Regions from separate parts of the Homo sapiens genome. Here regions 2, 3, 4, 5, 6 and 7 are each linked to region 1. The links are chromatin contacts, found by Hi-C or POLR2A ChIA-PET in ENCODE. All regions are on one chromosome and are shown on one strand. Each heading gives the region's core, a stretch centred on a gene start or an enhancer-like site at or near the end of the contact. The rest is flanking DNA. Distances are from core to core; before and after follow the strand shown. Region 1 holds the start of HMG20B (high mobility group 20B). Region 2 holds the start of HDGFL2 (HDGF like 2). Region 3 holds the start of SGTA (small glutamine rich tetratricopeptide repeat co-chaperone alpha). Region 4 holds the start of ZNF554 (zinc finger protein 554). Region 5 holds the start of ZNF555 (zinc finger protein 555). Region 6 holds the start of ZNF57 (zinc finger protein 57). Region 7 holds the start of SIRT6 (sirtuin 6).

Evidence for each region. Hi-C counts contacts between places; a loop is a spot of excess contacts on that map. ChIA-PET counts read pairs that join two places held with the same protein, here RNA polymerase II (POLR2A). Pooled maps may share reads with other maps.
Region 2: a map with no recorded cell type shows a loop between it and region 1 (9-fold over the local background). The contact joins the promoter of HDGFL2 here to the promoter of HMG20B in region 1. A Hi-C loop is called at or near these places in 1 of 37 single-sample maps with no recorded cell type and 8 of 50 pooled maps. POLR2A ChIA-PET finds 5 or more read pairs at or near these places in 1 of 52 experiments (HepG2).
Region 3: a pooled map shows a loop between it and region 1 (10-fold over the local background). The contact joins the promoter of SGTA here to the promoter of HMG20B in region 1. A Hi-C loop is called at or near these places in 2 of 37 single-sample maps with no recorded cell type and 7 of 50 pooled maps.
Region 4: a loop to region 1 is called in a pooled map, with 11 times the contacts of the local background. The contact joins the promoter of ZNF554 here to the promoter of HMG20B in region 1. A Hi-C loop is called at or near these places in 5 of 50 pooled maps. POLR2A ChIA-PET finds 5 or more read pairs at or near these places in 2 of 52 experiments (HCT116 and MCF 10A).
Region 5: a pooled map shows a loop between it and region 1 (8-fold over the local background). The contact joins the promoter of ZNF555 here to the promoter of HMG20B in region 1. A Hi-C loop is called at or near these places in 5 of 50 pooled maps.
Region 6: a loop to region 1 is called in a pooled map, with 6 times the contacts of the local background. The contact joins the promoter of ZNF57 here to the promoter of HMG20B in region 1. A Hi-C loop is called at or near these places in 2 of 50 pooled maps. POLR2A ChIA-PET finds 5 or more read pairs at or near these places in 2 of 52 experiments (T-cell and activated T-cell).
Region 7: a loop to region 1 is called in a pooled map, with 19 times the contacts of the local background. The contact joins the promoter of SIRT6 here to the promoter of HMG20B in region 1. A Hi-C loop is called at or near these places in 1 of 37 single-sample maps with no recorded cell type and 11 of 50 pooled maps. POLR2A ChIA-PET finds 5 or more read pairs at or near these places in 1 of 52 experiments (WTC11).

Annotation. Positions count from the first base shown.
Region 1 is chr19:3,569,787-3,574,193 of GRCh38, forward strand. HMG20B (high mobility group 20B) reads left to right here and starts at 3,158. Exons shown (of 10, transcript NM_006339.3): 1 at 3,158-3,208; 2 at 3,506-3,561; 3 at 3,906-4,014. The coding sequence starts at 3,524. LOC124904618 (a long non-coding RNA gene) reads right to left here and starts at 4,031. Exons shown (of 2, transcript XR_007067101.1): 1 at 2,759-4,031; 2 at 1,001-1,869. RefSeq lists enhancers at 1,804-2,372, 2,373-2,940, 2,835-2,924 and silencers at 3,105-3,244, 3,265-3,314, 3,335-3,424.
Region 2 is chr19:4,470,432-4,474,838 of GRCh38, forward strand. It overlaps HDGFL2 (HDGF like 2), which reads left to right and starts at 1,866. Exons shown (of 16, transcript NM_001001520.3): 1 at 1,866-1,991. The coding sequence starts at 1,920. RefSeq lists enhancers at 512-681, 942-1,291, 3,781-4,407, 4,083-4,222 and silencers at 1,792-1,971, 2,002-2,061.
Region 3 is chr19:2,781,207-2,785,613 of GRCh38, forward strand. It overlaps SGTA (small glutamine rich tetratricopeptide repeat co-chaperone alpha), which reads right to left and starts at 2,067. Exons shown (of 12, transcript NM_003021.4): 1 at 2,027-2,067. THOP1 (thimet oligopeptidase 1) reads left to right here and starts at 4,297. Exons shown (of 13, transcript NM_003249.5): 1 at 4,297-4,407. RefSeq lists enhancers at 833-932, 2,429-2,498 and silencers at 1,989-2,038, 3,984-4,093, 4,124-4,407.
Region 4 is chr19:2,817,402-2,821,808 of GRCh38, forward strand. It overlaps ZNF554 (zinc finger protein 554), which reads left to right and starts at 2,467. Exons shown (of 5, transcript NM_001102651.2): 1 at 2,467-2,723. The coding sequence starts at 2,671. RefSeq lists a silencer at 2,506-2,945 and an enhancer at 2,878-3,571.
Region 5 is chr19:2,839,728-2,844,134 of GRCh38, forward strand. It overlaps ZNF555 (zinc finger protein 555), which reads left to right and starts at 1,748. Exons shown (of 4, transcript NM_152791.5): 1 at 1,748-1,848. The coding sequence starts at 1,846. RefSeq lists silencers at 1,209-1,318, 1,329-1,518, 1,739-2,038, 2,079-2,128.
Region 6 is chr19:2,899,184-2,903,590 of GRCh38, forward strand. It overlaps ZNF57 (zinc finger protein 57), which reads left to right and starts at 1,745. Exons shown (of 4, transcript NM_173480.3): 1 at 1,745-1,865. The coding sequence starts at 1,863. RefSeq lists a silencer at 1,133-1,182 and enhancers at 1,362-1,933, 1,793-1,942.
Region 7 is chr19:4,181,313-4,185,719 of GRCh38, forward strand. It overlaps SIRT6 (sirtuin 6), which reads right to left and starts at 1,251. Exons shown (of 8, transcript NM_016539.4): 1 at 1,162-1,251. The coding sequence starts at 1,227. It overlaps ANKRD24 (ankyrin repeat domain 24), which reads left to right and starts at 1,377. Exons shown (of 22, transcript NM_001393985.1): 1 at 1,377-1,428. RefSeq lists enhancers at 1,225-1,314, 1,385-1,434.

The DNA.
Region 1 (4,407 bases), core at 1,908-4,407:
GTGTACCTGTAGTCCCAGCTACTTGGGAGGCTGAGGCAGGAGAATGGTGTAAACCCGGGAGGTGAAGCTTGCAGTGAGCCGAGATCGCGCCACTGCACACTAGCCTGGACGACAGAGCGAGACTCTGTCTCAAAAAAAAAAAAAAAAAAAAAAAAAAAGCAATAAGCTGACGATAGGAAATGTAATGAAATTAAAGAGGTCTGAGCTGCACTTCCTTAATTCTGTACAAGTGAAATGGATGTGAACATGATTTGCATAATAAAAATTAATTAGAAAACCAAAGAATTATAAGGCAAGTCATCCTTAATGGAGAGCTTCCACCTCTAGGATTATAAATTGGTATACTGTTCCTGGCTTCATGCTATAAAAACTGGCAAATAAATCATAGTAATAAATGACAAAAAACAAACAAAAAGGCCGGGCGCAGTGGCCCACCCCTGCAATCTAGCACCTTGGGAGGCCGAGACGGGCGGCCACCTGAGGTCAGGAGTTCAAGACCAGCCTAGCCAACATGGTGAAACCCTGTCTCTACTAAAAAAAAAAAAAAAAAAAAAATTAGCCGAGCGTGGTGGCGGATGTCTGTAATCCTAGCTACTTGGGAGGCTGAGGCAGGAGAATCGTTTGAACCCGGGAAGCAGAGGTTGCAGTGAGCCGAGATGGTGCCACTGCACTCCAGCCTGGGCGGCAGAGCAAGACTCCATCTCAAAAAAATAAAATAAAATAAAATAAAATAAATAAACAAAATAAAATAAATGTTCAATTAAATTGTTATTGACTATGGCCGGGAGGGGTGGCTCCACACCCAGCCTCACCTAGACTATTTTTAAGTGAGCAGAGAGACACAGGGGAGGCCTGGGAGGTCAGAGAGCTGATTAAGCAACAGAGCCAGGTCTGGCGTGTGGAACCGTCCAGATTCCAGGGCCAGCTCCTCTTCCTCAGCCCCGGGCTGCATCTTAGGACAATGGGCTTATTGAGACTTAACTCACATATAATGCACCCATTTAGAGCATACAATTCCATGGTTTGTAATATATTTCCAGAGTCACGCAGCCATCACTGAAATCAAATTGTAAAATACTTTCATCACCCAAATGAAAACCGCATCCCTCTCAGTGGTCATTCCCCACCCACTGGCACCCACACGTCCCCCTCCTGTCTCTGTGGATGGGCCTTTCCTGAACATTCTGATCACACACTGTGTGACCTTTGTGTCTGGCGTCTCTCACTGAGTGTGATGTCTTCTAGGTACATCCATGCTGTGACTTGTGTCAGAGACTCGCTCCTTTTTTTTATGGCTGATAATATTCTTTTTTTTTTTTTTTGAGACGTAGTCTTGCTCTGTTGCCCAGGCTGGAGTGCAGTGGCACAATCTTGGCTCACTGCAACCTCTGCCTCCCAGTTCATGGGATCCTCCTGCCTCAGCCTCCCATGTAGCTGGGATTACAGGCGTGCACCACCACGCCTGGCTAGTTTTTGTATTTTTAATAGAACTGGAGTTTCACCATGTTGGCCAGGCTGGTCTCGAACTCCTGACCTCAAGTGATCCGCCTGCCTCCCAAAGTGCTGGGATTACAGGCGTGAGCCACTGCGCCCGGCCCATGGCGGATAATATTCTGTTGTAAGGATATATCCCGTCATCGATCCATGCATCATTAGCAGACGTTTGAGTTGTTTTCACTTTTTGGCTATTATGAATCACGCTGCTACCGACGCTTGTGTACACGCTTTTGTTTGAACACCTGTTTTCAGTTGTCTGGAGTATATTCCTAGGAGTGAACTGCTGAATTGCATGGTGATTCCACATTTATTTAACCCTTTGAGGAAATGCCAGTCTGTTTTCCAAAGCAGCTGCATCTGCCTCCTAGACATCTGAAGGATTCAATGAATGTGTATTGAGCATCCACCATGGGCAATGCTGTGAACCAAACAGGCAGGCCACAGGGAGAAGCCGACTTATGGAGGCAAAAAAAAAATCAGAGAAGGCCTGGCTGAGCAAGTGACATTTAAGCGGACTTGAGGAAGAGGAAGTGGGCCGGGCGTGGGGGCTCACGTCTGTAATCCCACCACTTTGGGAGGCCGAGGCGGGTGGATCACGAGGTCAGGAGTTCAAGACCAGCCTGGCCAAGATGGTGAAACCCTGTCTCTACTAAAAATACAAAAATTAGCCGGGCGTGGTGGCAGGCGCGTGTAATCCCAGCTACTCGGGAGGGTGAGGCAGAGAATTGCTTGAACCCGGGAGGCAGAGGTTGCAGTGAGCCGAGATCCAGCCACTGCACTCCACCCTGGACGACAGGGTGAGACTCCGTCTCAAAAACAAAAGAGGAGGTGAGCAGCCCCAACTTGGGCCAGAAGCCTAGACTGCTGCTGGGAGGTCCCTGATCCACCAGAGCGGAGCCTCCTGACCCATCCTCACGAAGTCCTTGCCATCTCCCTTCACCACCATCTTTCCCCAAACACTTCCAGCCCAGCTCCCAACCCCACCCCCTGCCTGACCCACACCCAGTTCTCAGCTTCCCAGCATCCCAGTCTCTCTGTCCTGGATATCGTGTGATGTCCCCGTTGCACAGGGGGGAAAGCCGAGACCCCAGAGGGAGAGCAGCCCCTATGGCCAGAAGCCCTCGGATCCGGACGTCGGGGGCTCTAAACTGAGTAAATACATAGGAAACTTCTCCGCTAGGTTTTGCAGGATGTTAAGAACAGGTCCCACCTTGCCTAGGGCTGGGGACTGCCTCGCAGGACCTTAACCCTAGCAACCCACCTCCGTCCCCATGGCAACCGGGGCGGGGCCCGACCCGGATCCGCCGGTCGCCCCATCCGGCAGCGGCTGGGAGTCTTGCCTTCAGAGAGGGAGGAGGAGTCCGCGCCTCTCCTACTGGCCCTTTAAGAGGCTCCGCCCGGCAAGTCCGCCACTCGCTCCCGATTGGTCCCGAGCGCGGCCGAGCGCAGCCGAACTTGACGCACCGCCCGCAGCCTTCCTTACCAACCTCCCACGCGACTCAGCAACCTCCCCAACCAATCGCCGGCCGGCGCGCCGATCGGTATCTGCATGGGCTCGCCCGGGGGGAAGGTCTCACCCAATGGGACCGTTCGCCGAGGCCTTCATTAGCATGCCGGGGGCGGGGAGGGGCGGGGCGGCCGACGGGGGCGGGCTGCGGGCGGTTGGTTGGAGCGTCGCGCAGTCGGGAGGTCCGGGAAAGTTTCTTTGGAGGTGAAAACAGCCGCGGAACTCCGGGCCCTGAGAGGGGGCGGGGGTGCAGGGGTCCCAGGGCCGGGCCGGGGTCTTTCCTGGCCCGGGGGAAACCGGCCCAGGCCTCCCGGGGGGGGCAATCGCCCAACAAAGGATTCTTGGGGCGCCCGCCCTCGAGGACTTCCCTGCCCCTGGATCCGGCCCCCCCAGCGCTCCGGGCCCGGCATCCCGGGGCTCTCCATCGCGGGGTACCCCAGTTCGCGGTCTGCCATCGGGCAGCCCGGGCGCTACTCACCTCCGCCCGCGTCCGTGTTCCAGGTCCGGCCCGGAGCGGCCATGTCCCACGGCCCCAAGCAGCCCGGCGCGGCCGCCGCGTGAGTGCACTGATCCCCTCCCCACGCCCTCGCTACTTTCCCGGCTGCAGCCCTAGCTCCTGAACCCCTGACCCAGTCCCTCCCGCCGGAGTCTTGACTCCCCCACCTGGGTCAGGGGGCTTCTCCCTCCACCCAATTCTGCACCCCCCACCTCGGCCTCCAGTCCCTCCCAGGAGCCCCGCTTGTCCCACCTTCCCCGGATACTGACCCCATCAGACCCTGCCTCCTCGGGCTCATGCACTCTCGCTGCAGCCCCGCCGTCGGGGGTCAAAACGCCCTGGGGTGGGCTTTTGGGGGAGGGGAGATTCTTGGGACGGGGCTGACCGCGGTATCCTTGGCTCCAGGCCGGCGGGCGGCAAGGCTCCGGGCCAGCATGGGGGCTTCGTGGTGACTGTCAAGCAAGAGCGCGGCGAGGGTCCACGCGCGGGCGAGAAGGGGTCCCACGAGGAGGAGGTGAGAGTCCCTGCGCTGAGCTGGGGGAGGCCCCGGGCTCCCGCCCCAGCCTCGAAGCCCCGCCCCAGGCTGGATTTGAATTGCTTGTGGCTCCGCCCACAGCCCATTTTCCTCTGGAAGCTGAGACCCCGCCCCGTGCCAGCTGCCACGCCCCTGACAGGTCCTCTGCCACTCTAAGTCCAGGCCCCGCCCACCGCACAATGCCAGCTCTGCCCACTCTAAGGTCCCGCCCACTTCCACTCCTTGGGGGCGGCACCCTCCCCTTGGTCCTGTGGGCCCGTTCTCCAGCAGAAAACCACGCCCACCAAGCAGAGGCCACGCCCACAACCGAAGTCAACGCCAACCCTGTACTCAAACCTCGGCCCATAGTTCCTCAGATCCCCTCACCCCTGG
Region 2 (4,407 bases), core at 616-3,115, 900 kb after region 1:
CCTCATGCCCTCCCAGGGCTCGCCTCACTATCATGTCCAACTTCTATTCATTCTCCCAGTGTCTGGTTAAACTCACTTCATCCAGTAACCCTCTGTGATCCCCCAGGAGAGAAGAAGTCGTCTCCATTATTCAGCTTTTTTTCCTCAAGCACCCTGGTTCATTTTAGTTCTTACCATGGATCCTAATTACAAAAAACAAAACAAAACACAGCAACATCAACAAATTTTAAAACTTAACATTTCTTGGCCCTGTTATACTTGATTCCTGGAAGGTAGAGTTTTGTTTTTTGTTTTTGTTTTTTTTTTGAGACAGAGTCTCGCGCTGTCGCCCAGGCTGGAGTGCAGTGGCACGATCTCGGCTCACTGCAAGCTCCGCCTCCCGGGGTCAGGCCATTCTCCTGCCTCAGCCTCCCTAGTAGCTGGGACTACAGGCGCCTGCCACCACGCCTAGCTATTTTTTTTGTATTTTTAGTCGAGACGGGGTTTCACTATGTTAGCCAGGATGGTCTCGATCTCCTGACCTCGTGATCCACCCACCTCGGCCTCCCAAAGTGCTGGGATTACAGGCGTGAGCCACCACGCCCTGCCGGAAGGTAGAGTTATAGCTTTTTTTTTTCTGCTCTGTCACCCAGTCTGGAGTGCAGTGGCGCGATCTCGGCTTACTGCAACCCCCCGCTCCTGGGTTCGAGTGATTCTCCTGCCTCAGCTTCCTGAGTAGCTGGTATAGGTGCGTGCCACCACGCCCAGCTAATTTTTGTATTTTTAGTAGAGACGGGGTTTCACCATGTTGGCCAGGCTTGGTCTCAAACTCCTGACCTCGTGATCCGCCCGCTTCGTCCTCTCAAAGTGCCGGGGTTACAGCCGTGAGCCATCGCGTCCGGCCGAGTTATAGCTTCTAATACTTCCTGTATTTCCTGTTGCCGGGCTCAGTCTAGAGCAGGGTCCTCACAATCATTATGGGCCCCATCTTCCAAGTGCAGAGAGCGAAGCCCAGGACAATCAAGTGACTCGGCCCCACGGTATTCAGTACATTTTTCTTGAATGAATGAATAGGTCTGTGTGGCGTTTTGGGGCCCTGGCATATAGTAGGTACTCAGTTAAGTTTTTAACTAAGTGAAGAAATAACTATTTTGTGCATTTTGTGGCTGTTTATACTAAGAGCTCCCCCGGAGCCTGCCCCTTCCTCTAAGTCCCGCCTCCTCGAGCTGGCAATCGCCCGTCCCTGTTTTATGTTGTATCGCTCTTCTTTCGATAGCCAATGGCCGACGTTCCCGCTGAAGCCCCGCCTCTTGTGATGGCCAATGCCTGCTCCCTACCTTGAGGCGCTTCTCTTGTGGTATCCAATGGCTTGCATATCTACTTTAAGCCTCTCCTCCTGAGCGGGAGAGGCTGTCAATGACCCGCCCATTGCGTTAAGTGATTGGCCTTCTTTTCTGCGGTATCCAATGTTCTGCCCTCCTTATATCCCCTTCTCTTGTGGAGGTCTATGTCCTGCCTCTTTCCCTTAAGCTCCACCCCTTCACTCCCTTAGAGCGTCTGTTCGTCTCCTCCCACCTTTCCCTTTCACCTCCCATAACCTCCCATTAGAGTCTCTGGGTTACGCCCCTTGGGTCTGTCCGTTATCCAATCCCGTTAACTGCTGTGCTCCAACCTCTGTTCTTATTGGTCGCCTCCCTTCTCTGTCCCCTGCACGTGGTCCTGATCGACGGCTTTGCCGGCCCGTGACGGCCGGAGGGCTGAACTTCCGTTGGCGCAACGCCCAATAAGCGCGCGTCGGCAGGCTGCCCAGACAGCCTCCCCCGCCCCCTCGGCGTCCCGCTCCCGCCCCCGGCTTCGCCTCCCGCTGCCGCCGCCGCCGCCGCCGCAGCCGCTACCGCCGCTGCAGCCGCTTTCCGCGGCCTGGGCCTCTCGCCGTCAGCATGCCACACGCCTTCAAGCCCGGGGACTTGGTGTTCGCTAAGATGAAGGGCTACCCTCACTGGCCTGCCAGGGTGAGGCCGCGCGGGAGATGGGGCCGGTGGGGGGGGGGGGGGGGGCAGCGGGGGCCCCGGGCCGGAGGCGGGCACTGGAGGGCCGGGGTTGTCCTGGGCCTGAAGGAGCTGCGCCCCGGGGGTCTGGGGTTCATGGGGTCTGGGGGTGTCCGAGACCCGCAGCGGCCCCGCCCTGGGGGTCTGGGGGTCCTGGGCCGCAGGGAGCTGCGCCCTAGGGGTCTGGGGTTGTCCGGGGCCTGCCGGAGCCGCGCCCCGGGGTCTAGGGATCCTGGGCCTCAGGGAGCCCCGCCCTCGGGGCCTGGGGGTCCTGGGCTGCAGGGAGCCGCGTTCTTGTGGTCTGGTGGTGTTCGGATCCTGCAGGACCCGCCGTCTGGGCCTGCAGGAGCCCCTCCCGGGGTCTGGGGGTCCTCGGCCTCAGGGAGCTGCGTCCTGGGGTTCTGGGGGTGTCCAAGCCCTGCAGGAGCCGCGCCCCGGGGTCTGGGGGCCCTGGGCCTCAGGGGGCCGCGCCTAGGGGTTCTGAGGGTGTCTGCGGCCTGAGAGACTCTCGCCCTTGGTGTATGAGGGTTTTGGGGCTCAGAGAGTCGCTCCCTGGGAGTCTGGGGGTATCCTGGGCCCGAGGGAGTCGCACCTTGGGGGTTTGGGGGTGTTTGGGGCCTGAAAGAGCCGCGCGCCGACGGTCTGGGGGTCCCGGGCCCGAGGAAGCGGTGCCCTGGGGGTCTGGGGCCTGATAAATTCTCACTCTGGGGGAATGGCGGTCCTGGACCTGAGGGAGCTGCGCCGTGGGGATCTGGGGGGTGTCCAGGGCCTGAAGGAGCTGCGGCGCCAATGGTCTGGGGGTCCTGGGCCTGAGGAAGCTGCGCTCTGGGGGTCTGGGGCTTCTGTGCCTGAGGGAGCTGCACCATGGGGATCTGGGGTTGCCCTGGCCCAGAGGGAGCCACGCCTCGTGTGTCTGGGGGTGTCCAGGGTGCCTCAGGGAGCCGTGCGCAGGGTGTCTGGGAGGGTCTGGGACCTGAGGGACCCTCACCTGAGGGCCTGGGGATCCCAGGCCTGAGGGCTCAAGGTTCAAGTTTGAGCAGAACTGCGGAACTTGAGATTTGGGGTCAGATATGGGGGCTGAAGCACTCCCTTGTGGGTCCTGGAGAAGCCCAGTTTTGAGGGGCTGGGGGGCCGAGGGCCATGTGCTAGGGGTCCAGGGTTGGAGGAGGCAGTCAGGGGGGAAGGTTGAGGGTCAAGGCTAAGGGAAGCTGGGACCTCTGAGTGAGGGGCTGGGGGTGGGGGAATGGGGCTCGGGGCTCTGTTCACGGGGTCACTGGGACTCGGGGAACTGGACCTTAGAATGAAGTTGGCATCGGGACTGTTGGGGGACCCTGGGGATTGGTCCCCTGTGGGGAGGAGGATGTAGAAGCTGGTTTTGGAGGGACTTGAGGGTGGGGTGGTCCAACCCCAATGCTTGAAATGGAGACAGGCCCGGGCCCAGGGAGTGGGAGCGCTTCTGAGGGAAGGGGGCTGGCCGAGGGGACCTTGGATGCCCCTTTGGTGGAAGCTGGGGTCCCGACGACCTGGATAGTCCCAGGTGTCCTGGCCTGAAGGATATTCCGCACCTTGGAGTCCCAGGTGTGGAGGGGGTGAGTTCCAGGCCCTGAGAGGTACAGGCCAGCGGGAAGCAGGGACCCCAGGCTATTGTCATCCCCAGGTCTTAGGGCTGAGTCTCCCAGGGCTGAGGTTGGTGGAATTTGCCGGGCAGGACTGAGGAATTTGGCACTGGGGGTGGAAGGCTGGGGCAGCAGGGAGGGGCTGTGGAGGGGGACACCAAACGGTGCTCTGGACCAGAACCAGCCCAGGTCCGAAGCTGGCAATGCCGCTGGGATGGGTGGGCCTCGGAGGACCGTGGGCGGGTCTTGGGAGAAGCGGGGCTGTGAGGCATGCCGGGCTGGTCCTCGGGTGGACTGAATTTAGGATGCTTCTGGCGGGAGAGGGATGCTGGGCCTGGCGGCCCATGGCCGAGCCCAGGGGCCAGGGACTCTGATAAAGTAGCTCTGAGGAGACCCAAGCGAGAAGGAAGCTGGGTGAGTGGGGCAGGGAAGATCGGGAGCCCCCTAGAAGCTGGAGACGTGGATGGGGAAGGAATGCATTGGGAGGGGAGAAGCCACTCCAGCCTGCTGTGCTCGCGCTGACTTTCTTGGGGGAGACCAGAGCAATGCAACTTTATAGGCACTTCCCTCCCTTTCCCAGCTCTCTTCTTCCCAGAGCACTCGCTTTTCTCTCCCCCGTCCCCCCTTCTCCAGCCTGCTCTCCTAGCCCCAAACGTTTCCAAGCACCTGATTGGAAGTGAAGGGGCTGTTAGTCTCCTGTGGGGAGGTGACTGACAGCTGCCGGAGCCCATGGGCCTGCAGGGAGAGGGTGGGACTTCCTGGAT
Region 3 (4,407 bases), core at 817-3,316, 790 kb before region 1:
CTGGGGCAGAGCTCACCCGCATTTGGAATCATTCACCCTTCTAGGAAGATTTAATTATAAACCTCAGCTCAAATCCTTGGCGTGCTTACAGCTTTCCAGGCACCCAGTTAAGTGCTGTACATGCGATAGCTTATTTTAGGGGTCAGCAAAGGTTTTTCTGAAAAGGGCCAGATTGTCTTCAGCTCTGCAGGCGTTAAGTTCCCTATGGCAACTGTTCAACTGTGCCTTCTTAGCTCGAAATCAACTACAGGTAACGCATAAACCAAGGAGTGTGGCTGTGTTCCTACAAACCTTCATTCACAAAAACAGGCCAGAGGTGGATTTGGCCTTCTGGTCAGTTTGCTGATACCTTGCCTGGTTTAATCCTCACACACCTGAGGTGGTTACTATTATAATCCCCATTCCACAGAAGAAAAACTGAGGCTTGGAAAGATGGGGACCACCCGAGACCACCCAGCTCCGAGGATGAAAATGAGGAGTTCTGAACCCAGGCAGTCTGACTTGAGAAGCTAAACTCCAAAGTACCCATTTCTCTCTGCACGAAATTGGGTGCACACACAAAACTTTGTACACGATTTCCCGGGCCCACACAGTCCCAGCTGCCCATGCTGGTGAAGAATCACTGATCTAGGGTAGATTTTTTTTTTTTATTTTTGACAGGGTCTCGCTCTGTCGCCCAGGCTGGAGTGCAGTGGCATGATGTTGGGTCACTGCAACCTCTGCCTCCTGGGTTCAAGGGATTCTCCTGCCTCAGCCTCCTGAGTAGCTGGGATTACAGGTGCACACCACCATGCCCAGCTAATTTTCATATTTTCAGTAGAGACGGGGTTTCACCACGTTGGCTAGGCTGGTCTTGAACTCCTGACCTCAGGTCATCAGCCCGTATGGTAGGGTTTTTAAAGCATTATTGACATTTAAAGCTGGATCATTTTCTGGGGTGAGGCCGTCCTGGGTACTGCAGGGTGCCGAGCAGCAACCCTGGCCTCCACCAACTCCAAACCAGGGGGTCCCCCAAATCATGACAAGCACAAATGTCACCAAGAATCCCTGGGGCACAGAATTGTTCCTGGTTGAGAACCACTGGTCAAGGGAGGGAAAAGGCAGACAAAAGGAATAATCAGAGACAGAAACAAAAGAAAATGGGACAATCATTCAACCTCTGAAGGGCACACTACACTGCAATTTTCTGGCACCTAATAACAAAAACAGCTATTCTCAAGCCAGCTCTCTCTTATCAAGTTCCAGGCACCTGATCAAATAATTGAATGTGGGTTTATCCTCATAATGACCCTCCGAGGCATCTGCTTTTACAACTCGTTTGCGAAAGAAGGAACAGTTTGCTCAGAGAGGGAAGGCGACTCACCCAGGTTTACACAGCGGGTGGGAGGTGGTGGTGGACGGTCCTGAATCCCAGATTTCCCCCACCTCTAGCACGATATGCAGAAGAAGACTCTAAACATGATATAAGACGAACGCCTGCTAATTCTTTGGAGTTCTCAGATTCCGCTGGACCCTGCGGCTCTCCTTCTCCTAGGCAGGGACTTTTGAACAACGCCCGTTTTACAGAGGGGAAAACTGAGGCTCCGAGAAGCCAAGAGGCTGGGCAAGGTCACCCAGGTAGGGACTGGCGGCGCTGGAACCAGAGTTCCGACTTCAGTCCCCACAAACGGGGGTCCCTGAGTCACAGGGACGACGTTTCCAGGCGGTTAATAAGAGCGGAACGGCAGCGAACACCCAGCGAGCGCTCACTACATGCGGGGCGCCTTCCCCTCCCGCCGTCCTCGCCACCAGGCCGCGGACCAGCATTTCCAGGACCTGGGGCCTGGGGAAGGGAGATCAGGGCTCGAAGGGCCTGCCCGATGGCGCCCGGCCTCAGTTTCCCCTCCGCACCGCCTACTCACAGGACCCCGCGGGTCGCGGTGACCCTGGCCTCACGATCCCCAAACTCTTACGAGCTTTGGGGCCCCGTGGGCCCCGAGCCGCAGACCCCAGACCCACCAGGCTCAGCGCAGTGCCCCTCACTCACCTCTCAGGCGACCGATCCCCGACCCACCGACGGTTGCGCTTGCGCACCGCGGTGCCGCCCGGCCCCGGCCCCAGGGCGCGACGCCTGCGCAAAAGAAAGGCGCCCGGAGTTGCTTCCCTTCTGCACAGGCGCGTTAATGATGGAGGCGGGCGTGGAAGGAAGTGACGCAACGTAGAGGCGGGAACCAGCTGGTTGTTAGGGCAACTGACCTCTGCGACCTAATGGAGGCCGGAAATCGGGTCTGGTTTGCCCTCTAGAGCGGGAATGAAGCGGTGCACGGTGGAACAGTGGCTGACTCCAGCCGGTCGCCGAGCTGACCACGTGGTGCTGGGCCGGCCACGTGGTGCAGCCGCGTTTGGACACCTGGACTCCAGAGCGTCACAGCTGCGCAATGAATGGGAGTCAGTGTTACCCGCTTACTATCTTTGTTCATTTATTCACCCACCCATCTACTCACCCACAAATGCATTCTTTCATGCAGTGTGAGACGTTTGTGAGTATAGAGCCATTTGTAGACAGCAGGTGCCTAATATTCATTCAATATTTATTGCAAAGCAGCCATAAAAACCAGCAAAGTGTCTACTCTCATTATTTTGCATTGGGGTAGACGGACTATAAACTAATAAACTAGTACATAAATAGAGAAACAAATTTCACAGCAAACACTAAGAAAAAAAAAATGAAGGTAGTGTGATTGTCACTGGGAGCTAAGTCGCATGGGATGGGTAGGAAAGATCATCCTTTACATTTGGATTTCAAGGATAGGAAAGTCCAAACGGACCCCAGGCACAGGGAACAGCGAAAATGAACGCCGATGTAAAATTAATCTTGGTGTTGCTCAAGACATGTGATGAGACATTTCCAAGGACGACAGAAAACTGATCACCATCTAAGTTACAGTTGCCAGAAATGTTCTCCCAATTCATTTTCGTCCTACTCAAAATACATGCACGATTAATGGCGTGGATTATTTTAATTTCTTTTGCAGAAATAAAGGAGGTGAGGCCGGCCGTGGTGGCTCACGCCTGTAATCCCAGCACTTTGGGAGGCCAGGGGGCAGATCACTTGATGTCAGGAGTTCGAGACCAGCCTGGCCAACACGGTGAAACCCTGTATCTACTAAAAATGCAAAAATTAGCCGGGCGTGGTGCGGGCATTTGTAGTCCCAGCTACTCGGGACGCTGAGACAGGAGAATCGCTTGAACCCGAGAGGCAGAGGTTGCAGCGAGCCGAGATCGCGCCATTGCACTCCAGCCTGGGCGACTGAGCGAGACTCCCTCCAGCCCCTCCAAAGCAAAAGAAAACAAAACAAAAACAAAAAAAGGGAAGAAAGGAGGTCGGTTGTTTTGGTTTTTGCCAGTTTAATTGTAGTACATTGTTTTTTCTGGGTGCCCTAACAGTTCAAGACAGATGGTTCAAGATGTTTTTTGTTTTAACCCACAACACTGCATGTAGGTCAGGCTACTGCACTGTTCCACAACACCTGTTATTTGACATGAATCCGTTTACTTGCTTTTGTTTCTGACAAAAAAAAAAAAAAAAAAAAAAACTTGGCCCGGCGCGGTGGCTCACACCTGTAATCCCAGCACTTTGGGAGGCCGAGGCGGGCGGATCACGAGGTCAAGAGATCAAGACCATCCTGGCCAACATGGTGAAACCCCCTCTTTACTAAAAATACAAAAATTAGCCGGGGTGGGGGCTGGCGCCTGTAGTCCCAGCTCCTGGAAAGGCTGAGGCAGGAAAATTACTTGAACCAGGGAGGCGGAGGTTGCAGTGAGCCGAGATTGCTGCTACTGCACTCCAGCCTGGGCGACAGAGCGAGACTCCGTCTCAAAAACAACCAAAGCACCAAAACTTCTGGTTAATTTAATTGATTCGTCGGATTCAGATGCTGGAAAGTGGGCCTGGGATATACAGTAAGCGATCAATAATAACACTGGCCCAACACACAGCTATAAGAAGCGAGGCAAGTACACATTAACGCGGTAGCCTGAAGCCCAAGCGAAGTCTCAGCGCAATGAGCCGCGCAGAGGCTCAGAGGCGTCAGCGGCGTGCGCGGTTTCCAAGGAAACCGTCCGTCCTAGCCACCCCAGCGGCTCTGGAATGGTAGAGCAAGAGGCTCCGCCCACGCACCGCCGAGACCAATAACGGACCGGGAGGGTTACGGCGAGTGCGCAGAGGGCTCCAGCGCACTCCCGGCCCTCCTCCTTTAGCTGTGGGCGGGGCTCAGGGGCGCGTGCGTCCTGCCCTCCCTGTGCGCGCGCCGCCCCAGCATGCCCCGGGAGCGCGGGCGGCGGGCCCCTTGGTCCTCAGGCGGCCGTGGCGGCGGTGGCGGCGGTTGGGCCGAGGCAGGCGGCCTCAGTGGCCGAGGTGGCTGGACG
Region 4 (4,407 bases), core at 1,217-3,716, 750 kb before region 1:
CAGGGTGCGCAGGCGCAATGCCGAGTTTGCCTCTGCGCGAGTCGGGGTTGGCGGCGCCTGAACGAGCACACCTGAACGAGGGAGGAGAAGGGGTTCTTACCCCTGACGCAGGTACCCCTACTGCTGTGTTGTTCCCCTATTGGCTAGGGTTGGCCCGCACAGTCTAAGCTGATTCTGATTGGCTGTTTTAAAGAGCAGGGGTATGAGCCAGAGTGGCGGGGTGAGTAGTTTGGCAGGAAGGACGGCTACAGAAAAGGTGACTCAGAATGACTAAGAACAGAGCAGGTGACCAAGGATAACTAAGGTCAGAGCAGGTGACAAGGGTGACTAAGAACAGAGCAGGTGACCAAGGATAACTAAGGTCAGAGCAGGTGACAAGGGTGACTAAGAACAGAGCAGGTGACCAAGGATAACTAAGGTCAGAGCAGGTGACCAAGGATAACTAAGGTCAGAGCAGGTGACCAAGGATGACTAAGGTCAGAGCAGGTGACAAGGGTGACTAAGAACAGAGCAGGTGACCAAGGATAACTAAGGTCAGAGCAGGTGACCAAGGATAACTAAGGTCAGAGCAGGTGACCAAGGATGACTAAGGTCAGAGCAGGTGACAAGGGTGACTAAGGTCAGAGCAGGTGACCAAGGATGACTAAGGTCAGAGCAGGTGACAAGGGTGACTAAGAACAGAGCAGGTGACCAAGGATAACTAAGGTCAGAGCAGGTGACAAGGGTGACTAAGGTCAGAGCAGGTGACCAAGGATAACTAAGGTCAGAGCAGGTGACCAAGGATGACTAAGGTCAGAGCAGGTGACAAGGGTGACTAAGAACAGAGCAGGTGACCAAGGATAACTAAGGTCAGAGCAGGTGACAAGGGTGACTAAGAACAGAGCAGGTGACCAAGGATGACTAAGGTCAGAGCAGGTGACCAAGGATAACTAAGGTCAGAGCAGGTGACAAGGGTGACTAAGAACAGAGCAGGTGACCAAGGATAACTAAGGTCAGAGCAGGTGACAAGGGTGACTAAGAACAGAGCAGGTGACCAAGGATAACTAAGGTCAGAGCAGGTGACAAGGATGACTAAGGTCAGAGCAGGTGACCAAGGATGACTAAGGTCAGAGCAGGTGACCAAGGATGACTAAGGTCAGAGCAGGTGACAAGGATGACTAAGGTCAGAGCAGGTGACCAAGGATGACTAAGGTCAGAGCAGGTGACCAAGGGTGACTAAGGTCAGAGCAGGTGATAGGGGCTAGGAGGGGTTGTTTACTGAAACTAGGGGCAAGGAAACGAAAAGAACGAGGAAGTTAAAGTTTAAAATGAAGAACAAAGAATAGGTGGCCGGGCGCGGTGGCTCACGCCTGTAATCCCAGCACTTTGGGAGGCTGAGGCAGGCGGATCACGAGGTCAGGAGATCGAGACCATCCTGGCTAACACGGTGAAACTCCGTCTCTACTAAAAATACAAAAAAATTAGCCGGGCGTGGTGGCGGGCGCCTGTGGTCCCAGCTGCTTGGGAGGCTGAGGCAGGAGAATGGCGTGAACCTGGGAGGCGGAGCTTGCAGTGAGCCGAGATCGCGCCGCTGCACTCCAGCCTGGGCGACAGAGCGAGACTCCATCTCAAAAAAAAAAAAAAAAAGAACAGGGGAGCTGAATATACGGAAACATTGGTTCTTTGGAGAGGAGCTCATAACTGATTGTACTTAACAATTTACAGGCTAAAACCTTTGAAGAGGAATTTGTTGTATCCTACAACAGTATATTAATTATAGTAGTTTTACTATTTTAATTTCTCATAAATAACAATCAGTAGAATATTAAATAAATATTTAAACAATAATTTAATTTGGCTGGGCGTGGTGGCTCACGCCTGTAATCCCAGCACTTTGGGAGGCCAAGGCGGGCAGATCACTGGAAGTCAGGAGTTCGAGACCAGCCTGGCCAACATGGTGAAACCGCGTCGCTACCAAAAATATAAAAAATTAGCCGAGTGTGGTTGTGCACGCCCGTAATCCCAGCTACTTGGGAGACTGAGGCAGGATAATCGCTTGAACCCGAGGGGGCGGAGGTTTCAGTGACCTGAGATCATGCCATTGCACTCCAGCCTGGGCGACAAGAGCGAAACTCAGTCTCAAAAACAAACAACAATTACTTAAGCAATCATTTTAATAAGTATGTAATACATTATACGTTTATATAACTTGCTTAATAAATAATAGTAGTTATTAATATCCAATGGCAAGCCGCCGGGAAACGACGGAGCTGGGATTTGAGGATTGGCTCCGCGAACCCCACAACACCCGGGGACTCCAGCGAACCACACGGGGTGGATCCAACAGCCGCAGGGGCATCGTGGTCCTGCGGAGACGCCGCCCGCCCGGAGGCGGCGCTGTGACCCAGGTTGGAGAGTCAGGAGCCCAGCGCCGCGCTGCGGGGCCTGCTGGGACTTGTAGTTCGCAGGTTCGGGGTGCGCAGGCGCAGTGCCGAGTTTACCTCTGCGCGCGTCGGGGTTGGTGGCGGCGGCTGCGGCGAGTTCCTGAGGGGCGCCTGCGGGGGGCGTCCGCTCCGAGCGCCGAGGAGCCGAGCGGAGGAGGCGTCCCAGGGACACGCAGGGGAGGCCGGCCGGCCTGCACGGGGCGCTCCCGCCTCGGGGGCCCTGTCTGGCGCCTCAGCGCGCGCCCCGATGGTCACCTGCGCCCACCTGGGCCGGCGCGCGCGGCTCCCGGCAGCTCAGCCGTAAGTGCCGCCGCCTCCCGCGCCGCGACCTCCGTGCCGGGCCTGCCGGGGCTCTGGTGGGGCTGGGTCTGGCGGGGCCGGGTGGCCGGGGCATGACCCTGTCGCGATAGGGTCCCCACGGGAGGGTCGGGAGCCGGCAGCTCGCCCAGGGCCCCAACGCCCAGGATGGCACGGTCTGCCCTTGCCCTGTGAAAACGCCCCTGGGTGAGAGACGCATAAGCTTTCCGAGGCCCAGCCTGCAAGGAGAGGGAGAAGACGCATTGACTCTACCCTAAAGGCAGAGAGGGGCTGCCACGCTCGCACTGCAGTGAGGCCACATCAGAGGGTCTGAGCGAGGGGCGGTCCTGCCCTCCAGGGGACACCGGGCGATGTCTGGGGACGTCTGTGGTTGTCATAACTGGGGGCAGTTCCTGGCATGGAGTAGGTGGAGGCCAGGGATGCAACTCAGCACCCTGCCCAGCCCAGAGAATGACCCAGGCTCCAGTGTCCACAGCGCCCTGAGGGAGAGACCTCACTTATACGTTAGCACCGCTGTCCTGGTGATAAGACAGCAAGGGTCCTTTTTTTTTTTTTTTTGAGACGGAGTCTGGAGTGCAATGGCATGATCTCGGCTCACTGCAACCTCCGCCTCCCGGGTTCAAGCCATTGTCCTGCCTCAGCCTCCCAAGTAGCTGGGATTACAGGCGTATGCCACCACGCCCGGCTAATTTTTGCATTTTTAGTAGAGACGGGGTTTCACCATGTTGGCCAGGCTGGTCTCGAACTCCCACCTCAGGTGATCCACCCGCCTCAGCCTCCCAAAGTGCTGGGATTACAGGCGTGAGCCACCGCGCAGCTGCAAGGGTCTATTCTGTTTATACCCACCACCCATGTTGAGGAATGAGGGAGGCAGCTGACCTTTCTGCTGCTCTAGCAACCCCAACCTCCCTGAACTCTCCCCTACCCAAACAGGTTGGTTTCTTTTTCTTCTTCTTTTTTTTTTCTTGAGACAGTCTCGCCCTATTGCCCAGGCTGGAGTGCAGTTGCACGATCTCGGCTCACTGCATCCACCTCGTGGGTTCAAGTGATTCTCCTGCCTCAGCCTCCCAAGTAGCTGGGATTACAGGTGCACGCCACCCCGCCTGGCTAATTTTTATATTTTTAGTAGATACAGAGTTTCTCCATGTTGGCCAGCCAGGCTGGTATCGAACTCCTGACCTCAGGTGATCCACCTACCTCGGCCTCCCAAAGTGACCACTGCGCCCGGCGCCTTTGGTTCTTACATGAGCCTCCTGGAGCTGCTGTGACAATGCACCACAAACCAGGGGGCAGGGGGAGGCTTGAAATTTATTCTCTCACAAGTCTGGAGGCCAGAAGCCCAACATGAAGATGTGGTGGGGCCGTGGTGCTTCTGAAGGCTCTGGCGGGAGGATCTTCTCTGTCTCTTCCAGCTTCTGGGGGTGGCCTGCCATAGTTGGTGTCCCTTGGCTTGGGGCCACATCACTCCAAGCTCTGCCTGCATCATCATGTGGCCTTCTTCCCTGTGTCTCTTTCTCCTTTTTTGTTTTTATTTTTATTTTTTGAGATGGGGTCTCGGTCTGTCACCTGGCTGGAGTGCAGTGGCACGATCTCGGCTCACTGCAATCTCTACCCCACAGGATCAAGCAATTCTGCCTCAGCCTCTCGAGTAGCTGGGATTACAGGT
Region 5 (4,407 bases), core at 498-2,997, 730 kb before region 1:
TTCCTGTTGTGCAATATTATAGACTTCCTTTTTTTTTTTTTTTTTTTTTTGAGACGGAGTCTTGCTGTGTCCCCCAGGCTGGAGTGCAGTGGAATGATCTTGACTCACTGCAACCTCTGCCTCCCTGGGTTCAAGCGATTCTTTTTGTTTTTGTTGTTGTTGTTTGTTTGTTTGTTTGTTTTTGAGACGGAGTCTCGCTTTGTCACCCAGGCTGGAGTGGTGGAGTGCAGTGGCGCGATCTCGGCTCACTGCAACCTCTGCCTCCCGGGTTCACGCCATTCTCCCGCCTCAGCCTCCCGAGTAGCTGGGACTACAGGCACCCGCCACCAGGCCTGGCTAATTTTTTTGTATTTTTTAGTAGAGACGGGGTTTCACCGTGTTAGCCAGGATGGTCTCGATCTCCTGACCTCGTGATCCGCCCGCCTCGGCCTCCCAAAGTGCTGGGATTACAGGCGTGAGCCACCGTGCCCGGCCTCAAGCGATTCTCTTGCCTCAGCCTCCCTAGCTGGGATTACAGGTGCGCGCCACCACGCCCGGCTAATTTTGTATTTTTAGTAGAGACAGGGTTTTGCCATGTTGGGCAGGCTGGTCTTGAACTCCTGACCTCAGGTGATCCGCCCGCCTCGGCCTCCCAAAGTGCTGGGATTACAGGCGTGAGCCACAGCGCCCGGCCAGCTTTTCAATCTTCCAAATTTTGGGGGGATGTACTTAAAAAAATGATCTGAAAACATTTTCCTTAGAGTTTAAAATATGAACTTGAGAGTTTTTTTGTTTTTTAATATGGAGTCTCACTCTGTCGCCCAGGCTAGACTGCAGTGGGGCGATCTCGGGTCACTACAACCTCCACCTCTCGGGTTCAAGCAATTCTCCTGCCCCAGCATCCCCAGTAGCTGAGATTACAGGCGCCCGGCACCACGCCGGGCTGATTTCTGTATTTTTAGTAGAGAAAGGGTTTCACCATATTGGCCACGATGGTCTCAAACTCCTGAACTCAGATGATCCGTCCACCTCGGTCTCCCAAAGTGCTGGGATTACAGGCGTGAGCCACTGCGCCCAGCCAAATGTGAGGGTTTTAATGAACATCTCATATCTTCTGGTTGATTTGAGCAAAGCTCCTGCCCCCTGCCAGGCTTTGGGTTCGGCCTCCCCCAGACCGGGTCTCCGGATTCGCAGCCCCCTGGGCGGGGTCTCCATGTCGCCCGCAGCGCGATGACGTCACGTCTGCGGGTCCCGCCCCCACGTAGGTCTCGGCCCTTCGGACCCGGCGCCCAGCCCCCGTTCGCCCTGCCAGGCCCGGGCCGCCCGCTTGCATCCACCTCCTGTCCGGACAAGGGGTCGCCTCGTGAGGAAACTAGTCTGGAGTTCCCACGCCCGTCCCGGAGGAGGACGCGGGCGGGGCGCCCGAACTGCGGGGAGAGGGCGATTCCGCCCCGGGCTGAAACCAGTTCGCCCAGAAGCCAGTGTCCCCGCAGGGCGGGACAGCCACGCGTGTTCGCAACGCTCCCGTCACTCACCGGCAGGGGGTGGGCCCTAGGGAACTACCCAGTCAGGACGGGCGGGGGCGGGGCCGAGACAAGTATCCAATGAGGGACGCCCAATCGGAATCCGGGGAACTGCCCAATTTACAGCGCCAGGGGACGGACTGGGGAATTCTCCAATCAGAGTCGCCGACGTTGGCAGCACTGTCCAATCAGAAGCGCGGCTTCCCGAGCTCTGTCTAATCAGGCCCCTGGGACGGGACGCCTCTGTCCTAGCCGTGAGTGCCCCGCCTGCCCCTAGCGGTCCCTGGCGTCCCGGTTCCTGTCGCGCTCACCTGCGCCGGTAGCGAAGAAATCGCCCCGGGACATGGTGAGTGTGGCGCAGGAGAGGATCCCGGTGCGGGGCAGCAGGAACCGGCGACCGCCCGAGACCGCGGCTTGGGGGGAGCTGAGGGACGCGGGGGGCGGCCCCGGCGAGGGCGGCGCAGGACGGGAGCCTGGGCCCCGGGGGTCCCGCCCGGCCCCGCCTCCCGCGCTGAGGTCGCGGCTAGGGCGCTCCGAGCTCCGGGTCCCCGCCCGCCTCTGGCCCCAAGGCTGCAGAGCGGGGAGCGGCGCCCGGAGCCCGACTCCGTCCCCGTCGTCCCGGGGTCCCCGCGTCCCTGCGCTCCCGACCCCCCACGCCCCGCCCGGGGCCGCGACGCCTCGGAGCGTTTCGCTGCGGCTTCGGGACCCCCGGGCCGCGGGAGGCAGAGTCGCCCGAGACCCCGAGGTGCGGTCCAGGCTCCCCCGGGACCCGCCCTGGGGCCGACGCCGCGGTGCCTCCTGGGGTGCGGGTCCCTGGTCGGTGCCGCCTCCGCTCGCGCTCCCGCGGCTCAGCTCCTTGGAGGCCCCGCGCCTCCGGCCGCGGTCTCTGGGGGACCCTGGGTTCCTCCCGGGACAGCCCGGGAGCGGTGGGGCCTCGGCGGGGGCGGAGACGCCCCCACCTGCAAAGGCAGCCCCTGGGGCGTGCGAGGTTTCCTCCCCTGAGTCCCGGTTTTCCTTCTTGAGGACTTCTTGTCCCCTCTGACCCCAAGATGCCTGGGGTAGGTAAGGGGAAAAAAAACAAGGGTTCCTGGTCCCTGGGCTCTCACACACAAGGAAGAAAAGTAACTGAAAAGACTAGAGAAACAAGGGAGAGCGAGGACCCCAAAAGCAAACGCACGCAGACCCACAGCGGGGACGCCCGGGAGGCTGGTGCATTAGTGTCCTCGGACTGCTGTAGCAACTGACTGCAAACGAGGGGGCTAAAACCACGGAAATATATTCTTTCACGGTTCCCTAGAAAGTGTGGATTTGAAGACGTTTCTCAGTTCTGTTTTGAGTACTAGCAATGGGATTCCTTGCTGAGGCAACACCTGAGTTGGGGGTGGGAGGGCGTCCGTCGTGGTAGCCTGGCCAGACTTGACCCCTCCCTGGGTTTGTCACTGTGAAAAGATTTTCCTTTTTTCGAGTCAGCAGTTTTTAGGAAGTGAAACGTACATTTAATTAGTAGAAGTTGGAAGATAAAATATTTCCAGGCCGGGCGCGGTGGCTCAAGCCTGTCATCCCAGCACTGTGACAGGCCGAGGGGAGCAGATTACTTGAGGTCAGGAGTTGGGGACCAGCCTGGCCAACATGGAGAAACCCCGTCTCTGCTAGAAATACAAAAATTAGCTGGGCGTGGTGGCGGGTGCCTGTAGTCCCAGCTACTCGGGAGGCTGAGGCGGGAAAATCACTTGAACGCAGAAGGCGGAGGTTGCGGTGAGCTGAGAACGCGCCATTGCACTCCAGCCTGGGTGACAGAGCGAGACTCCGTCTCAAAAAAAAAAAAAAACTTCCAACGGGGTGAATTTCAGGAAAAAAATTAAAATCTGTGTCTTACATTCCATTTGTTAAACATTCCCTGGAGTGTGTGTCGTTTCTCAGATCTGTTATTTTCTGTTTTCTTTTATTACTATTATTTTTTTGGGAGCTCTGTTGCCCATGCTGGAGTGCACTGGTGCGATCACAGCTCACTGCAGCCTCCACCTCCTGGGCTCAAGCAATCTTCCTGCCTCAGCCTTCTGAACACAGGGACTCCAGGTGTGTGCCGCCATGCCTAAGCTTTTGTATTTTTTTGTTTCTAGGGATGGGGTCTCATTCTGTTACCCAGGCTGGTCTCGAACTCCTGAGCTCAGGTGATTCTCCCTCCTCGACCAGCCTTGTTCTTTTCTTTTGAATGACAATAAATAGGATTCCAGGGCCTAAACTTCAAAATGTTACTGGGGAGAAGAGTCTCAGAGAAACAGAGAAAATCTCCTTTCCACCATACGTGCAGAAAAATGAATACATTGCCACGAAACATGTTGCAGATAAATTATACAAATTTACCAAAATATGTTATTCTCCTTGACATGGTAGAGAATTTTTGACGGTGGATGATTCTGTTCTGCTTCCAATACTGCAGTACCCTTACCTTAATTCTATAATACATTTTTTGTTGTTCCTGAAATAGGTAGAATACAAGATATTTTTCTTGTTTAGATGACAATTTGTCCCAGCTCCTTATATTAAAGTGTTTATCCTCTGCAATGCCGGCCCTGGCACTGATCAGATTTCCCCGAACACAGGGGCTGCCTCAGGGCTGTGTCCCTTTACTTTGTTTTTTTGTTTTGTTTTGTTTTGAGACAGGGTCTCGCTCTATTGCCCAGGCTAGAATGCAGTGGTGCTGTCTCGGCTCATTGCAATCTCTGCCTACTGGGTTCAAGTGATTCTCCTGCCTCAGCCTCTAAAGTAGCTGGGACTGTAGGCACCTGCTACCATGCCTGCCTAATCTATCTTTCTTTTCTTTTCTTTTTTTTCTTTCTCCCTCTTTCCTTTCTCTCTCTCTCTTTTCTTTTTTTTTTTTTTTTTTTTAAAGAGGGAGTTTCAC
Region 6 (4,407 bases), core at 495-2,994, 670 kb before region 1:
TTTTTTTTGAGACGGAGTCTCCGTCTGTTGCCCAGGCTGGAGTGCAGTGGCGCCATCTCGGCTCACTGCAAGCTCCGTCTCCCGGGTTCAGCCATTCCCCTGCCTCAGCCTCCCGAGTAGCTGGGACTACAGGTGCCCGCCACCACGCCTGGCTAATTTTTTTGTATTTTTAGTAGAGATGGTTTCACCGTGTTAGCCAGGATGGTCTCGATCTCCTGACCTCGTGATCCACCCGCCTCGGCCTCCCAAAGTGCTGAGATTACAGGCTTGGGCCACCATGCCCGGCCCCGGATTTCTTGATCTAAAGAATGTCCGCCGGGCGCGGTAGCTCACGCCTCTAATTCCAGCACTTTGGGAGGCCGAGGCAGGCGGATCACGAGGTCAGGAGTTCAAGACCAGCTTGGCCAACATAGTGAAACCCCCGTCTCTACTAAAAATACAAAAATTAGCCGGACGTGGTGGCAGGCGCCTGTAATCTCAGCTACTCGGGAGGCTGAGGCAGGAGAATCGCTTTAACCCTGAAGGCGGAGGTTGCAGTGAGCCGAGATCACGCCACTGCACTCCAGCCGGGGCGACAGTGTGAGACTCCGTCTCAAAATAAAAAAATAAATAAAACAAAAAACAATGTCCAACAAAAAAACAAATCCAGCGAGGCCAGACAGGATAGGGGCTCCCTGGGGTCCGCCCATTTTCGGGATCAGGTGACTCGAGGTTTGGTCCTTATTTTAGTGCAGGCTCAGATGTCGGGGGCGAGCCAAAGTGCAGGGGCCTGTGGGAAGGACAGGAGGCTGGGAAACGTTTGGGTAAAAAAATCAGGACACTGGCCGTGCGCGGTGGCTCACGCCTGTAATCCCAGCACTTTGGGAGGCCGAGGCGGGCCGATCACGAGGTCAGGAGATCGAGACCATCCTGGCTAACACGGTGAAACCTCGTCTCTACTAAAAATACAAAAAAATTAGCCGGCGTGGTGGCGGGTGCCTGTGTCCCAGCTACTCGGGAGGCTGAGGTAGGAGAATGGCCTGAACCCGGGAGGCGGAGCTTGCAGTGAGCCGAGATGGCGCCACTGCACTCCAGCCTGGGCGACAGAGCGAGACTCCACCTCAAAAAAAAAAAAAAAAAAAAAAAAAAAAATCAGGACACTGACAGCACGTGCTCCAGCACGGGGCAGGGCCTCCATGGGGTCCGCGCCCACGCGGGGCAGCGCGGTGACGTCACGGCTGAGGACCCCGCCCCACGAAGGGCTCACCCCACGCGACCCACGCCGCTCGCTCGCCCCTCCCCTCCACGCAGCACTCCGGCTGCTCCGTGGGGAAACTGAGTCTGGACTTCTCGTGCCCGTTCGGGAGAAGGACGCGGGAGGCGCGGCCGAGCTGCGGGGAGAGGTTGGGCTCACCCCGGGCCAGAGCGAGTTCGCGCAAACGGGAGTGTCCACCGCTGGCGGGTCAGCCACTAGCGTTGGCTACGCGCCGGTCACTCGGGCGACAGGAGGCGGGGCGGCGCGGAAGTTATCTTCCAATCAGGTGCTCCGGGGGCGGGTCCGGAAAACTGTCCAATCAAGGCACGGGGCGGACACCGGGAAGCGGATTGCAGGTTTGCAGTAGTGTCCAATCGAAGGCCCCAGGGGTGAAGGGGGCGTGTCCAAAACGCTGTCCGCTCAGAGCGTTGAAAGGGCGGGGGCTTAGAGATTGTCCAATCAGGGCGCCGCTTCCTGAGCTCCGAGGCCCCGAGGGCGGGACGTTTCGTCCTCCCTGCCGCGCGTGCCCTGCCTACCACGAGCGGCCCGGGAGTACCTGTACCTTTCAGCTGCGCCGGCCGCGAGGCCACGGAGAGCTCGCCTTGGAGAGCCCAGGAGCAGGGGAGACATGGTGAGTGCGAGGCAGGAGCAGAGCCAGGGGACGGTCGGAGCGACGGGAACCGGCTGGAACCAGAGTCCGCCGAAGTCTGCGGCCGGGATTGGCTGAGGGACGCGCGGGGCGGCGCAGGACTAGCACCTGGGACCCGGGGACGCCATCACAGCGGCCGGGCTGGAGGACTGGGGGCAGTTTGGGGGGACGGAAGGGGCGGCAAGGAGCTTGGGGGTAACTTAGGGGGAGGCCTGGGCAGGAGGGGGGCTGGAGGTAGTTTGGGGGGACGGTAGGGGCGGTCAGGGGTCAGGGACCAGTTTGGGGGGACGGCAAGGGACGGTCAGCAGGTTGGGGATGTTACGCGTGTCCGTATAAGAGGTCACCTGAGCAGGCTTAGTGTGAGCCACAAGGCTGTTTACTCACTTGGGTGCAAGTGGGCTGAGTCTGAGAAAGGACTCAGCAAAGGGTGATGGGATTATTATTGGTTTTATTTTTTTATTTTTTTTATTTTTGGGACGGAGTCCCGCTCTGTCGCCAGGCTGGAGTGCAGTGGCGTGATCTCGGCTCACTGCAACTTCCGCCTCCCGGGTTCAAGCGATTCTCCTGCCTCAGCCTCCGGAGTAGCTGAGATTACAGGCGCCCGCCCTCACGCCCGGCTAATTTTTGTTTTTAGTAGAGACAGGGTTTCACCATGTTGGCCAGAATGGTCTCGATCTCTTGACCTTGTGATCCGCCCGCCTCGGCCTCCCAAAGTGCTGGGATTACAGGCGTGAGCCACCGCGCCCGGCAATCATTAGTCCTTATAGGTTTGGGACAGGCATCGGAGTTAGGAGCAGTTTTTTTGAGGACAGTTGGTGGGTGTTACAAAGTACATTCTCAAGGGCGGCGACGATGTTTCAAAGTACATTCACAAGGGCTTGGGGGATGTATTGTCACAAGGGCTGGGAGGAATATTACAAAGTACCTTCACAAGGGCGCGAGCGTGTATTGTCACAAGGGCGGGGTACATTCACAAGGGCGAGGAGGACGTATCGTACAAAGTACATTCACAAGGGCGGGGGAATATCACAAAGTACATTATCACAAGGGCGGGGGGCTTGACCATGGTGCGGCCAGCTCAGAGAACCTTACAGGGGACAGCTTGGGGGGATGGCAAGGGACGGCCTGGGGGTCAGAGGCAGTTTGGGGGACGACCTCAGCGGTGGGAGTTAGCTGCCCTGGGGGTTTTGTTGCAGGGTATCACTAATGCTGTGAAAGCTTTATTCGGGCAGCCGGTGTCAGTAAATGTACTGTACTGTTCTCCTGTTTGGCTTTTTTCTTCTCCTTAGTGACAATAGGAAAATGTTCAAGTGTGTTTTCTGCCTTCTGGTCCGTCAGGATAACACCTGTTTATCGTGGGGTACAGGCTAAGCATGGCCTAAGGAAGTCTCTCAGGAATATTCTGTCTCCCACCAGAATTGTAGAGAAAGTGTGCGCAGTTCCACATCTTATAGCAGCTAGAGATGGATTAAAATGTTCATAAAAATAGTAGTTTTTCAAATGCCAAAGCAATCAGACAAAAAATAATAGTTATTCTTCCATACAAGGTGCAGAGTTTGCGACAGTGTGTGATCGTGTTCCATTTCAGTTCAGCTAGACATGAGATTAATGCAAATTCTGCAAAAACCTGTAAAACTGAGGCGTGTTCCATTCTGGTTAGTTTCCAGTTTGTCACCAGGAGTATTGCTTCACTGATCCATCATCTGTTTGCTGACTGGGAAAAGCAGTTTCTGGCCATGTAAAGTCATAAAGACTGCCTTGGAACTCCCTTCCCCCACTTACACAAGGGGTGGAAAGCACTGATTCTGCTGCATTCTCACTCTACGGGATGAGGGTCTTTGTGGCATTTAAAGTGTAGCACCTGGAGCAGGGAGGTGAGCCCCAAGACCGGTGACTCCAGCTGAGCCCACAGTTGAGCCTGCACTGGAGGCCGCTGAGGGTGCAGCGGGGTCTGGCTGGGCAGCCTCCACTTGCTCAGTCCTCCTGCCTCGTAGAACAGCCGCAGCGGGAACTGTTCATGCTGATTGAGGCTGCTGAGCATGGGAAAGACGATTGTCCTGGAGATGTGCTTGTGGGCGTTTTAGCCTTTCTGAGGTTGCACCTGTGCTGTCTTGGAGCCGTTTCTAAGCAGTGGGTTTAGTTTATGCTTTAAGTGTTGTTTTTCTTTTTTGGAGACACTGTGTCTCCCAGGCTGGAGTACAGTGGCGTGATCTCCACACATTGTATCATCCGCCTCCCGGGTTCAAGCAATTCTCCTGCCTCAGCCTCCCGAGTAGCTGGGATTACAGGCACTTGCCACCACGACCGGCTAATTTTTATATTTTTAGTAGAGACGGGGTTTCGCCATGTTGGCCAGGCTGGTCTCAAACTCCTGACCTTAAGTGATCCACCCTCCTCCGCCTCCCAAAGTGCTGGGATTTCAGGCGTGAGCCACCGCGCCCGGCCTGGATTAAGTTTTAATATAAACACCAGTGGCCTTACTGCCCGCATAAATAGGCCTCCGGCCTCTCTTCAACACCTGTGT
Region 7 (4,407 bases), core at 1-2,500, 610 kb after region 1:
GGCTTAGATGTCACTTCAGTGACAGTGATGCCTCCCTTGGCCAACTGGTTTCCATGCAACCCCTAGTCAGTCTCCCTTACTAGAAGGAGGGGTTTTTAATCTGTGTTGCTCCTGGCTGTGGCCTTAGTACCTAGAAAGTGCCTGAGCTACAGTAAGTGCTCTATAAATGTTGGTGGAATAAAGTGACTAACAGGCCGGGTATGGTGGCTCACGCCTATAATCCCAGCACTTTGGGAAGCCAAGGTGGGTGGATCACTTGAGATCAAGAGTTCAAGAGCAGACTGGCCAACATGGTGAAACCCCGCCTCTACTAAAAATACAAAAATTAGCCAGGCGTGGTGGCAGGTGCCTGTAGTCTCATCTACTCTACTCAGGAGGCTGAGGCAGGAGAATCGCTTGAACCTAGGAGGCGGAGGTTGCAGTGAGCCGAGATCGCGCCACTGCACTCCAGCCTGGGCGACAGAGAAACTCCATCTCAAAAATATAATAATAATAATAATAAAGTGACTAACAGCAGCAGTGAAGAGTGGGGCTTCTGGACGGGCGCACACCATCAGCGCTCATTAAATGCATGAGTCAGAATGCATGGGCCAGCCTTATGGAATGGGGCCATCTTCACCTCGTTTGCAGAAAGTTTGGAGATGGAGACCCAAAAGGGAAGTGACTTCCCCAAAGTCCCACAGTGCGTGGAGGGGGCAGCCGATCCCTCCACTTCCCCTCTGAGTGGCTGGAGGGATCTTTCTGGCACATTCTGTCCAGTCCCCTCGCCAGGGCAAAACCCTTCCCCATCACCCTCAGGATAAAGTGCCAACTCCCCAGCCTGGCATTTGAGCCCCGTCCTGGCCCGGCTCTGGAAACCTCCCAGGCCTAATCGTTCTCCAGGTGTGTTTATTCCCACCTCCCTTTGCGCCTGTCGTCCCCTCTTCCTGGAACTACATCCCCTCTCTCCCCGATCAGCCCCGACAGGGTGACCACAGAGTTGGGCGTGTTGGCGTCCCCCGGCGCGCAGGGGCGTCACTTCCCGCCCCTTCCTCACTGGGAAGTCCCTCCCATTGTCTAGCCTCAGTGCCCCCTGATATTCCCACAATGCCCCCCTGCCATCCGGCCGCTCCCAGCCCGCGGCCCTGGGGCGCGATGCTCGGGACCCTCAGACGCGCTCACCTCCGGGAGGCCGCACTTGCCCTTGTCCGCGTACGGCGACAGCCCCGCCGCGTAATTCACCGACATCCTCGACTGCCCCACGGGAACAATAAAGTTTCCCTTGTTGAGGCCGCTTCCGCCGGAAGCGGGGCGGGGCGGGGAAGAAGGAGGAACCGCGTTCCAGTCCTGCGCACCCGGCCTCCCACGGCAAGGCGCATGCGCCTCTTGCTGACGCCGCAGGCGACATGTTATCTGCTGTCAGAAGGAAGCCTGCCTCTTTGCATGCAGGTGTTTGCGGGGCTTGGGAAGGGGCTCCCCGATGACCCGGGCGGGAAATTGGGGCGGCCGCCTACGTGAGAGTTCTCCAGTCACCTCTAAAATGCGGGACACAGGCTATCCATGTCCCCACAACCCCTTTTACGGATTAGTAAATTCCGTAAGGACAGAGCCGGACAGCAGGGACCCCAGCCTAAGGGTTTTGAATGCCACGCAGAGTTACCTGAATATCTCATTTGTGTGTGTGTGTGTGTGTGTGTGTGTGTGTGTGACGGAGCCTCGCTCTGTTGCCCAGGCTGGAGTGCAGTGGCGCAATCTCGGTTCACTGCAACCTCCGCCTCTTGGGTTCAAGCGATTCTCCTGCCTCAGCCTCCCTAGTAGCTGGGATTACAGGCGCCCGCCACCACACCCAGCAAATTTTTGTATTTTTTAGTAGAGACGGGGTTTCTCCATGTTGGTCAGGCTGGTCCCGAACTCCTGACCTCAGGTGATCTGACCGCCTCGGCCTCCCAAAGTGCTGGGATTACAGGCGTGAGCCACTGCGTCCGGCCAAGTTATCTGAGTATCATCCAACTGGAGGTTCTGCATTCTGCAGGACAGGTCCTGCTCAAGGTCAATGGGGCTGGTGGCCTGGAGGACTCATTTAAGAATCATGTGTTGAGTACCTACTTTGTACTGGGCACACTGGAGAGCAAAGGTGGTACCATCTATGCCCTGGTGGCTGCGGGTGGACACAAACATGTGACCAGGTAATGGTGACATGGTGTGGTTGGGGTGCAATGGGTGATGCAGAGGGCACAGGGCAGTGAGGGGGCTCACAGGAGGCACCTGACCCAGGCTGGGGGCATCCGGGAGGGCTTCCTGGAGGAGGGGATGTTGCAGCAAAGATCTAAAAAGTGAGTGAGCCGGGCGCAGTGGCTCACACCTGTAATCCCAGCACTTTGGGAGGCCAAGGCAGGTGGATCACCTGAGATTGGGAGTTCGAGACCACCCTGACCAACATGGAGAAACCCCGTCTCTACTAAAAATACAAAATTAGCTGGGTGTGGTGGCCTGTAATCGCAGCTGCTCGGGAGGCTGAGGCAGGAGAATTGCTTGAACCCAGGAGGCGGAGATTGCGGTGAGCCGGAGATCGCGCCATTGCACTCCAGCCTGGGCAACAAGCATGAAACTCCGTCTCAAAAATAAATAAATAAATAAATAAAGAGTGCATGAGTCAGGTAGAGCCGGTTGGGGTGACATGAAGTACAGAAAGAATGTTCCTGGTGGGGGGAACAGCAAGTGCAAAGGCTGAGAAAGAGGAAGAGCATGGCTCCTTCCAGAAACTGAAATCAGTCCAGTGATGATAGGGAAGATCGTGGGTGTCTTCCCGCCAGAGCCAGTTGGCCAACAGGCAGTCCGCTGCCAGCCTGTCTCCTCCCTCGGCTCATCCCCGGCCCCCTGGGGCGGCCGCCTGCTCAGAGCCGATCAGGTGTCAGAGTGGAGCGGCTGGAGCTGCTCGTGGCCCAGCTGGGAGTGGGTAACCGGAGCCGGCAGTGGGCACTGTGGCCGGGAGCTCGGGGCACTGGAGCTGCAGGAGGTAGGGGAGGAAGGAGGTGGGAGAGGCCCAGGACGGAGGATCCCCTTATGGCCCCAGGCCCCTGAGCCCTTGTATGTGGGAGAAAGAAGCCGTGCTGAGTCCTAGCCAGGCTGCGGAGCTACCCAGGTACCCTGACACACACATGCACTCGTTCACCCACGCACTTCCCACTTGCCGGCCTGTGCCCTGCCTAGCTTCCTCCAAGGCAGGTGCTCAACATCCCACCCGGCCATCAGGCCCTTCTTATTTACCATCACCTCTTCCAGCAAGCAGCTTCCTAAATTTAGCAGGCGTTTCTCCCTCCCCCAAGCCCACGGATTGTCTTCTCCCAAGCAGCCTGTGAACTCCTCTGTTGGGTGTCTTATTACCCCCTGCTTTGGGTGTGATTGAATCCTCCAGTCAGAGGTAGAAGAAAAAAGGGTAGGTAGTGAGTGAATGGGCACCGGTGGAGGGGTAGATGAATGGATGGGTGGGTGGATGGATGGGGGGCGAATAGGTGGATTGGTGGTTTGGTAGATGGGTGAATGGGTAGATGTATGGATGGATGGGTGGATGGATGAATGGGTGGGTGATTGGGCAAATGGATGGAGGGATGGATAAGTGGATGGATGGATGGATGGAAGGATCCATGGATGGACTGGTGGGTGGGTGGATGGATGCACTGGTGGGTGGGTGGGTGGATGGATGGATTGGTGGTTGGGTGGGTGGATGGAGGGATGGATAAGTGGATGGATGAGTGGATGGGTGGGTGGGTGGATGGGTGGATGGGTGTGTGATTGGGTGGGCAGATGGGTGGATGGATGGATGCTTGGGCAGATGGATGGATGGGTGGTTGGGTGGATGGATGAAGGGATGGATAAGTGGATGGATGGGTGGATGAGTGGATGGATGAATGGTGGGAGTTGGTAGGTGTTTGGGTGGGTGGATGGATGTGTGGGTGAAATCTGATTAAAGGGTGATGAAGAACCATGAGAACATGAATTGGGTGGGTGGGTTTGTGGGTGGTGGCCAGTGGGTGGTTATACAGTGCTTAGGTGGGAGGATGGATGTCCAGGTGAGTGCATAGGTGGTAAATGCGTGGAAGGGTGGCTTGGAGAATTCACGAGTAGATAGGTGGACAGGTAGAGGCCATGCCAACCCCTACTCCTTGGTAAGAGGCAAATACAGATTCTCCATCACAGAAATCCCTTTCACACATAGGGCCTCACAGTCACACCCCTCAAAAAACACACCCCCTCAAGATAGGCCTGCCTGACCTCCGTGCCTGCCCATGCGGAACGTAGAACAGGCCCAGGTGGACAGAAGTGCACGTGTGCACACGCCCCACACTCAACGTCACACACATGCATGCAGCCATTGCCCCAGACCTCCACCCACTATGGGTGAATTGCTGTCACATGGAGGTTCCCTCT